Regions from separate parts of the Mus musculus genome. Here region 2 is linked to region 1. The links are chromatin loops, found by intact Hi-C in ENCODE. Cell type or tissue: heart. All regions are shown on one strand.

The links. Peaks named below come from ENCODE experiments on the same cell type or tissue, not always from the same donor. Only the 100,000 strongest peaks of a DNase experiment are listed, where the experiment ranks them.
Region 2: a loop joins it to region 1, with 15 times the contacts of the local background. A loop is called at or near these places in 5 of 42 quality-filtered maps.

Annotation. Positions count from the first base shown.
Region 1 is chr2:147,893,736-147,898,735 of GRCm38, reverse strand. All of the region lies in intron 2 of Gm35579 (a long non-coding RNA gene), which reads left to right. It overlaps Gm46769 (a long non-coding RNA gene), which reads right to left. Exons shown (of 3, transcript XR_001783501.2): 2 at 4,693-4,799; 3 at 3,187-3,267. Among named protein-coding and RNA genes, the nearest start is that of Gm46769, 2.7 kb to the right of the region's middle. In heart, CTCF peaks have their summits at 2,636 and 2,836; no DNase peak of the experiment used is centred here.
Region 2 is chr2:147,800,309-147,805,308 of GRCm38, reverse strand. No RefSeq gene overlaps it. Among named protein-coding and RNA genes, the nearest start is that of Gm25516, 72 kb to the left of the region's middle. In heart, CTCF peaks have their summits at 1,812 and 2,015 (motif pointing left); no DNase peak of the experiment used is centred here.

The DNA of each region.
Region 1 (5,000 bases):
GTTCATTTCATGGCAGCCAAGAAGCAAGGAATGAGACTAAAAGAGACCAGGTTGCCAACATCTTTTTAAGACTGTATCCCAAGGACTCAAAAAACTTTAACTAGGTACCACCTCAATTCTACGGGCTCCTCATAGCATCTCTGTGAGGACAAAGCCTCTGAGAACATCTTAAACCCAAATTATGCTACCTGGATACATGTAAAATACCTAGGTGGGGATTTGGATCTGACTTAAGCCTTCATAATTCATAGTCACAACAGAAATTGTATCTCTTCCCCATTTATTCCTGGCTAGCCCTGCCTGCCATTAGGAGAATTATAACTTAATTCATATCGATGTTAGAATGTGAAAGAAGTTGTGTAATATGATTAGTTGGCTTTTGTTTTAAGGTGCACTGCACCTTTTTAGAGCAGATCTGGAAATCCATATGTCTAACTGTGGTGTCTACCATATGGCAGGAACCAGTAAAACTGGTTAACCATCTGGCTCCACCTCAGGGAACACACCTTTCCTGGTAGAAATGGAAGTGTAGATGAATGGTTTCCTGCCTTTTAATGTGTGTTGTTAAAGAGAAAGTTAGGCAGTAAAAGAGAACACAGTGATGTCTTTGGCTTGAAGTCACCTTTGGGGGCTTCTGGGAGTGTGTGTGCTATTTATTAGACAGAGATTTTAGAGACGAGTAGGCCTCACTCAAGCAGGCAAAAGTCACAATATGAGGTGGATATGCAAAGACACAGAAGCTTGAAAAGTCATGTGGGTTTGAGAAATTGTGGTGACATAGTGCCATAGGTGTGCACAGAGGGGATAAGTTGAGGAGGATTAAAAAGGGATCAGTGGCCCAGGTGGGAGAACCTCCTCACACGCTGTGGTAGAGAGCTCAGGTACTCTTCCAAGAAGACATGAAGAACAAGCTGTCTGCAGCCCCACGCTGGATGAGGCTATGGAAAGTCAGCCAGGTCTCCGAATGTTAAGCAGTGGCCTTGTGAGGCTGACAAATGGAGAAAGCAAAATGAATGTTTTCCCAGCACACTAGAGACCTGGACAATGACTGGAAAGGAAAGAGCATGGATGGGATGCTGAGAAATGGTTAAGATGTGTTGATATGGAAGAGAAGTGATGGTTGCTTTTGACATCAGCTTGCCACAAATTAGAATCACCTGAGTAGGGAGCCCTGAACAAAACTTCTCTATTGCCTTAATTGATACAGCAAGTCCCATCCTGAGTGTGGAGGGCAACTTCTTGTAGCATCCCAGATAAAAGGAAGATGTGGCAGAAAAAGGATTGCCTATTTTTTTTTGCTCATCTGGCCTCCCCTTATGCAGAGCAATTGATTGAAGCTGTTTCTGCCACTGCTGATTCCTTCGCTGCTCTCAGCATCCTGGTTTCTAGCTTCCACGGTTGATGAAGGACCATTAGCTCTCCAGGACTGACTACCAGGTTCTCAGTCTCTCAGGAGTCAAACTTATTATTTTAATATAGAGTGAACTACTAATTCTTATACTATACACGTCCATCCTATCATACCCACTCCTCTAGGAAACTCTGGCCAATACACTTCCATTTCCAACTTGGGTAGACTATCAGAGGTGGTACAAAAGCTGAGCATGCAGTGAGAGACGGTAGGAGCATCAGACAAGGATGAGGCTTATGAATCTCTACAAAACTATTGGCTTAGAGGAAATATGATGTATATTTCGGGAGAAAACACCCAAATTTTGGTAAATATTACAAAGGAAATTCAAGAATTGTTGGAAACCATGGAACTGAATCTATAATCATAAGCCTCTGCAATAATATATATTTTGAAATAAAAATTCACTAAAAATGACATTTGTGCCTTTATACACACACACACACACACACACACACACACACACACACACACACACACTGGGGGACAGAGGGGAAGAGAGAGAGAGCACAGCATGTACTGTGTTCATCATTTCCATTGTTTACCTTTCCTTATGGAGTTGTGTATCTCTCTCTCTCTCTGTGTGTGTGTGTGTGTGTGTGTGTGTGTGTGTGTGTGTACCACTAATATAGTTATCCTGCTTCTTTGCAAGTCTGTAGATCAGCAGCTTGTAACTTGAGGCACAAAAACTATGGGACATAGCTTTTGCAAAACTCCTTAAAATTGTAGGCCTGCTTTATGAGTGTGGTCATATGTAGATTGTGTCCATAGAGATCATATTCTTTTTTTTTTAACTTATCAAAGAAACTTTGGAAGAAATTATTTTAAAAAAGGTTTTTAAAATAGTGTCTTGAATCACCTTGCCAGATCCACCATTGGATGAGGGAGATAAATTTCTGTCCCACTGAAGGTGGGAATATTTGTTCAAAAGTTGAAAACAATTACATTAACCAGGGTTTCCTTCTTTAAACCTGAGAACCTTGTGTCTCAGATAACATTTTAAAAGAAAAAAACAAGGGAGCATGCTGAATTTTGATACATTCAAATAGAACTCATTATTCTATTTGATATGCTCTGTATTAACTGTGGCATCAAAAGCTACCAATAATTCTGTGGTGGAATTCAGATGCTATTTCAATAGTTACATTGATACTTCTAATAGAAATATAATCTCGATGCAGTTGTATCTTTTTCTTCCACATGTTTAAGCAAGATCTTTAAGCCTAACAATTGAGGATTTTCTTTGCTGCTGCTGCTGCTGCTGCTGCTGCTGCTGCTGCTGCTGCTGCTGCTGCTGCTGCTGCTGCTGCTGCTGCTGTTGTAAATGGATCTGACTGCTCTAAAATTATGGTTTAGTTAGACATGGTCCTGGCAACATGAGAAGTGTGGGGAACACCCAGTGATGGTGCAGTACCCATGTCGAGCCACAAGGGGAGCTGTTACACAACTGGACCTGACAGAATGGCACCTAGGACTGTAAGTAACTACACTTAGTGGTAGTAGTCACTTTCAACAGGGGATGCCACCAACCTGTAGAGACTTAGTGGAAAGAAAGCTGAGAAGAACACCTTTGAATCTCTCCCTCTCCAGTGTCCTGTTGGTGATTTCCACTGTCTGAGCCATATGAAACAGAAGGGAAAAGAGCCGACAGCATGGACAATTAAGGACAAAATGGATGGGAGTAAAGTGGGGCACATCTAGAGAGCCAAAGAAAAATGTCCAGCACAGGATTATTTTTCTTAGGACGGTTAATTTATGGGGTTCTCACCTGCTCTTTCATAAACTCTGGTGTCAACTCTGTCATGGCTGATGACTAGGGGTGGAGGTGGGTATGTCCTCAGGAAGCAGATACTAATCTGAAAGGCAAAGAATAAGAAAAGTTCTGGCCAACAGCTATGGAAACATAATGGAGAGGTAGCAGAAGTGGACAGGAGTCTCAGAACACAAAAATGGTTGTGAAATGAGGAGAGGAGAAAGGACGGGTTAAGAGAAGATATCTCAGCTACACCATGGAAAGGCACAAAGAGCGCCACATGAAGGTCACCATAGAGCGGTCAGGTTAAGAGGAAATCCTCTAGCCGGTAGGCCATTGTCTTGCTCCATGTTCATTATTCAAGTGCTACCTGTCAGACTCACAAAGAAATTCCAGACCAAGGCAGTGGTGGTGTGTTAGCTAGTTTTATGTTAACTTGACACAAGCGAGAGTTATTTGTTAAAAAAAAAAAAAAAAAAAGCTAAGTTGAGAAAATGTCCCCACTGGATTGGCATGTGGATGCAGTCTGTGAAACATTTTCTTAATTGCTGATTGAAGTGAGACGGCCCAGATCACTGTGGACAGTGCTACCCTGGGCTGGTTGTCTTGAGTTTTCAAAGAAAGCAGGCTGAGTAAGCCAGTAAGCAGCACTCCTCCATGGCCTCTGTATCAGCTTCTGCTTCTAGGTTCCAGCCCTATTTGAGTTCCTGCTCTGATTTTCCTACATGAGAGACTGCAATGTGGGAATGCAAGCTAAAATAAGCTCTTCTCCTACTCAACCTTGCTTTTGGTTATGGTGTTTTATTACAGCCATAGAAACCCCAACTAAGGCAGAGAGTAATCAGCTCACTATGGTACTCTATTGTTTTGATAACCATTTCTTTCTCGAAGAGTATCAGAAAGGCACATCCTTGCGTCAGTCACAGACATAATGTTACCTCAGAAGGAATAGCTGCGACAGAGAAGAAATCCCTGAGAGGCAATGTCTCTGTCAGAGAGGCACTGTACACAGAAGAGAGGCAAGGCAGGAGGATGCCTCTATTTGACTGCTGAGTCCTGGGTGGTGTGACATGGTAAGCTGAGGAAATCAAAACCTTGAAACTCTGGCTGGAGAGTACACCCAGGGTGGCCCTGACTTGACACAGGGTGGTCATGGTTGAATAGAGATGGCACAATGGCTTGACCAGGCAGAAATAAGGTCTGAGCCTCGCAGTCTGCACTGACTGCTCTGTGAAGCAGAAGGTGAAGTGAGTGGCTTCACAGCAAACATGGGCAGCAGATGTAGGCTGGTGGTTTGTCAGGTGTTTTGGGGGAGGAGAAACTTCCTCCAGCCTATGTTAGCTCCTTGACTAAAGGCCAAATTGGTTTTATAGTCTAAAATTCTGTATAGGGAGGGAGGAAAACAGAAGGGGAAGTGGAGGGGGAGGAGCTAGGGAGGGGGATAGAGATGGGGAGGGCGACGGGAAGGGGGAGGGGGAGGTAGAGGGGGAGGGGAAAGGAGAGGGGGAGAGAGGCTTAGAGGGCTTACCATAATTGTGTAGAAACATACACTCAAGCTGTAGATTTCACTAGTTGGGATATTCTGCATGCAGCAGAGTTCAGCAGGCATCAACAGGGTGGAATCACCTCCTTGTTCTATGGTGTACACAAACCCCAAATTACCATAGTTGATATCTTGGGTAGAATTAAAGAGTTAGTGGACTTTGCTATCTTGAGCTCTCAGCATCTGTGATTATCTGCATTAAGATTGGGTTCATGACGATGAGCTCCTTAGGTCCTACCCCTTCCTGAGTATATAGCGCCAGTTAACATTATTCAGAGAGACTTCTTTGATGA
Region 2 (5,000 bases), 93 kb after region 1:
CCCTTGGAAGCCACAAGACGGAGTTGATCCCTTGAAATTGGAGTTATAGATGGTTGTGAACCATCTTGGTTCCATGCAAGACCTAGGAATAGACTCTCTTTTTTATTTTTAATTAGAAATTTACTTTATTTACATTTCAAATGTTGTCCCCTTTCCTGATTTCCCCTCTGAAAATCCCCTGTCTCTTCTCCCTTCCCCCTGCTCACCAACCCACCCTACATACTTCCTGGCCCTGGCATTCCCCTACACTGGGGCATAGAACCTTCACAGGATCAAGGACCTCTCCTCCCACTGATAACCAACTAGGCAATCCTCTGCTGCATATGCAGCTAGAGTCATGAGTCCCACCCTTGGTTGGTGATTTAGTCTCTGGGAGCTCTGCGGATCCTGGTTAGTTTATATTGTTGTTCCTCCTATGGGGCTCCTAAACCCTTGAGACCCTATGTTCTTTAGAAGAACAGTTGTGCTCTTAACTGCTGAGCTATCTCTCTGGCCTTGAATAAATTAACAAAACAAAATACAGATCTATGGTGAAGCACAGGAAAGAAAAAGGAAGCAGAGGAAAAAGGAAAGTAAGAAAATGAAGGGAAGAAGAAAGGAAAGAAGAGGGAACAAAGAAGAAAGGAAGAAAGCAAGGGGGGACTTAAACGACCACCATCACTCCCCAACAAAAGTACATGGTCCTTAGGAGAGCTTCCAGTTGTCACAGAAGGAAAAAGGGACCTTTGTAAATAGAAGCCCTTTGAAATAACATTTGTCAGTAGAGACAGAAAATGTCCCCAAAGCCCCTTTCCAGGAGACCCACTCAGCAAAGCCAGCAAGAGAATTCCAGACCCCCCAAGAAGCGCCAGAGCAATTATCTTGGATTAAAGGGGCTCAGGATCGCTTCCCTCAGTATTGTTTTCTGAACCCAGAGGGCTTCTGAAATTATTATTTGGTAATAATTCCAAAAGCTCTGAAACTGGTAACATTTGTTCAAACTAGGGAGGAGAAACAGGAGACCATGACAAGGGAGATAATGCATGCGTTTTTGCACAGAACGTAGTTTGAGTAGAGGTTTGTTTTCATTTCAGAGACAGGCATAGAACCTCAAGGAGAGGGCTCCACCTTAGCTCTTGGGTAATTTCAGAGCCAGGTGCATGGAGGAAGGCCTGATGGATTCAGGAACTGGGTGAGTGACAGCTCAAAGAAGCCTGGATACATCTGTTGACATCACTGGGTTATGCTTCATGTATTTCAGAAAGACTGTGCAGTTAAAAGGAGGGCTGACAGGTACTTAAAGGATGCTGGTTTAACCCTGTGAAAGATGGACAAGGTACAGCAAGGGTCAGACCGAGTTCTATGATGCTAGTTATTTAAGCATGATCAATTCTTTTACATGGGATAGTCCTTCACATGTATTTTAAAAGGAAAAATGAGATGATCAAGTAAATGTCTATGGAAAGATCTGGAAGGGTTGGGGGAGTAGTCCATCATTCCTAAATGTTTTATATTCCACAAAGAGATTACAAATAATTTATTTATCAAAAATATTACCTGCCATCTGTGACTTCCTGTTGAAATCATGACTACACACAGAGTTTTCTGACTCAGATCAGACATCCACAGCCCAACCTGTAGGTGGTGCAGCACACCACAGTGCTAGTCAGAGGTAGAGACACAGTAATTTCCAGACATACTGTTGATTCCTTTAGTCAGCCAGGGATCTCCCTCAGAGTTGACAGAATTTTCTTGTAGGATGGGTTATAACTTTAAAGTCCAAACCCTACATTCTTGACTTACAAGAATTTTGCTTAAAGTTTCGTTTGATTAAAAACTCATTTTTATTTTTCAAGAAGAAAAGAATTGCAGATTTGGTCCAGCAATAAAGACATTTATTGTACTTGTCTGGAATTGGCAGTTAAAATGTTTTGTGTGTGTGTGTGTGTGTGTGTGTGTGTGTGTGTGTGTGTGTGTGTGTGTGTGTTTTCAAGTGCCTTGGAACACAGACATTACTCTCTGGGGCCCTCCGGTGGACAGTCGTAGGTATGTCCATTGCATTTTGAAACACTTAGGGAGTTTAGTCTGAATGGAGGTGTGCACCACACAAAGATGCGAAAAAGTTTAATACTGACTTTGTGCTAAAGGGAAGACCTTAAGGAGTTGGTTTCCGTGCTCTTGGGTGAAAATGAGATTTAATAAATGCATTTTCAGCCACAATACTTTTAAGACCAAACACGTGACAGTCTGACAGTCCAAACAGCAGCCTCCTCCTCCTCCTCCTTTTTAAATAAACATTTTAATTATTTTATGTGCATGGCTGTTTTGCCTGCGACTATGGCTGTGAACCACCTGCATTCCTGATGTTCAAAGAGGCCAGAAAATGGTACTGGATGCCCTGATAATGGAGTTAAGATTGTTATGAGGGGGGTGGGGGAGGGCTGGGAAGAACCTGGGTCCTATGGAAGATCAGTAAGTGCTCTTCACCACTGAGCCTCTCTCCAGCCTGCTAGCTGTGTTCTGAATCATCTGGTTTGTTCACATTATCTATCATGTCTACTCCTTGGGCAGCCTTTACCTGAAATACCTTTATACATGAAGCTAAGTTAAACACACCACTTGCTCCATTCTGTGCAATTCACTCTTCTGAATGATGGCAGGAGGTGTCAGCTTGTATTTTGTGAACTCTTTGGAAGATAGTTCAAGTTTGCTTTAAAACAGGGGTTGAAAAGGGAACCAGATAGTAAACCCTTTGGGTGAATAAACAAAGAGAAAATTCTAGAACACTAAACACTTCTGATTTGTTTTGATCTCTGTCCTGGGTTATGATCCTTGGCACATACTGGAGTGTAAGGTTTGTGACTCTATTGCACTGTAAACTGGGAAGCTCTTTTGTTTTCAAAATAGTCTGTGCTCACCCCAGACAAAGAAGAGGTTTATCCTTTTATATTCCAGAGAGTAGTTTCCTGGATCCTAAAGGAGGTCACCCAACTGAGTGCAGGGACCTGAAGGAAAATGGCAGCCATAGAAGGTTTCTGAAAGTTCAGTGACCAAAAACTAATTTAAAATAGAAGACATAAGGGACCTGAGGCATGTGTGGCATCACGTGTTAACGATGAACTGCATAGCTTCACCATAGCCTTAATTATGAATACACTCCATTCCACTCAACATCAGTGAAAGGAGCCTGAGACAATCAGGTGGGATATAAGCTATTATATTTTATGAACTGAAAAACAGAGATTTTATAACTATTTCCCACATGTTCAACATGCAAGTATGAAGTTAGTATAGCTTTGAAGTGATAGAAAGTCTCACATTTTAACACTGCTGTTTAAGTTGCTGATTCGGGTTTCACATCATCAACACCGTTTGCCTTGAAATTTCCAATGATTTCTGAAATAACAACTCTAAGCATATTCCTGCCGTTCTCGACAAGGTGTTTATGTAAACTCGTGCTTTCAACATTAAGATTATAAAATCAAAATCTCTATCACCTGAAAGATGTTGAAGATGTTCTGACTCTTGTGGTATTAAACATCCAGCTGAAAGTTACATCTGTGTGTAAAGCTATGAAGCATGCCTGTCTTGTGAGTGTACAGATTTGCTTTCATTTAAAGAAACGGTTAACATTGTATGTTGACATCAAAATCTTATTTTAAAATAAAATTCTTTATGATTTACTATCAGCAAATGTTTGATTTGTATACGCATTTTATAAACCTATATGCCCAGGGTCCTGTAAAAAGTTTCAGGTAACAAGCAGTTTTTAGCAGAAAATGTTTAAGAGAACCTGATTTAGCAGCACCCATTCTAGACACCTTTCTTTTAGCTTTCAAAGTGCAATCGTATGAAAATACCATCCTTCATTTAACACTTCACCTAATTGAAGATTTATTTAACTTTAGTGAGGACTGGCTTTATATTGACTTGTAAAAAAATATTAGTGTGTTCATACTTTAAATGATCCATACTAAGGTATCATTCACATACAGCAAAATGCAACCAATATAAGTGAATTCTTTGACAACTGTTGACAAATATTTCTTAATGGAACCAGCATCATGTCTGAGGGAGCACAACATCCCCTTCACCTTTCACAAAGGCTGATCTTATCTCATTCCATCTTTCCTAGGAGCTCACAGGCTAGCCAGAATGTGTGAAATATGGCCAGATACACTGCATTGGTCTGGTTATGATGACTTCATGTCAATAGAAATTTCCTTTCTCCCTAGAAACTCAGAGTCATGTAGCAACCATCTAAGGAAATCACTAACTCTACCTACAGACCTAGGAAACTTTAATTTCTTACAGACTGTATTTTTGAGAAAGCAAGGTTGAGAGAGAGAGAGAGAGAGAGAGAGAGAGAGAGAGAGAGAGAGAGAGATCCACAGTAGAGCTGGTTGAGCTGAGTAATTTTGTCCACTAAGCTGAGCTTCTAGATCAGTGATGCTCACCTTCCTAATGCTGTGACTCTTTAATGCAGTTCCTTATGTAGTGATGACCCCAACCATGAAATTATTTTTATTGTTACTTCTCAACTATAATTTTGCTACAGTTATGAATCATAATATAATTTTTGGGGGGTATAGTTTTCCAAGCGGGTCTAGACACATAGCTTGAGAACAGTTGTTCTGGATCCATTTGGGCTTCCTGTTCGTCTCTGAGTTCTTGACACATTCTACTCCAGAAAACTTAAGGTGCTCACTACTAATTCCACCTCTGACTTCCAATTTTCACATCATTTCTGTGGCCCTTTCTGACGCAGACTTTCACCTCTTTCTATTTTCTGAAATCTTGCCTACAAGTCAGCCTCAGCTACTATGTGGAGTTGGAGGTTGCTTCTTCCTGTACTTAACCTCTTATGTGCAGAGGCTATTAGTTCATACTCAGCACAGCTGGGTCCTCTGAGGCTCATGATCTCATAGACCCTTGGGTCTACAGTGCAATTCACCTTAAGTAATCCCCATGTTTCACTGTGGTTTCAACCTTCAGGATTCTTCTCTTACCTTCCATAGGAA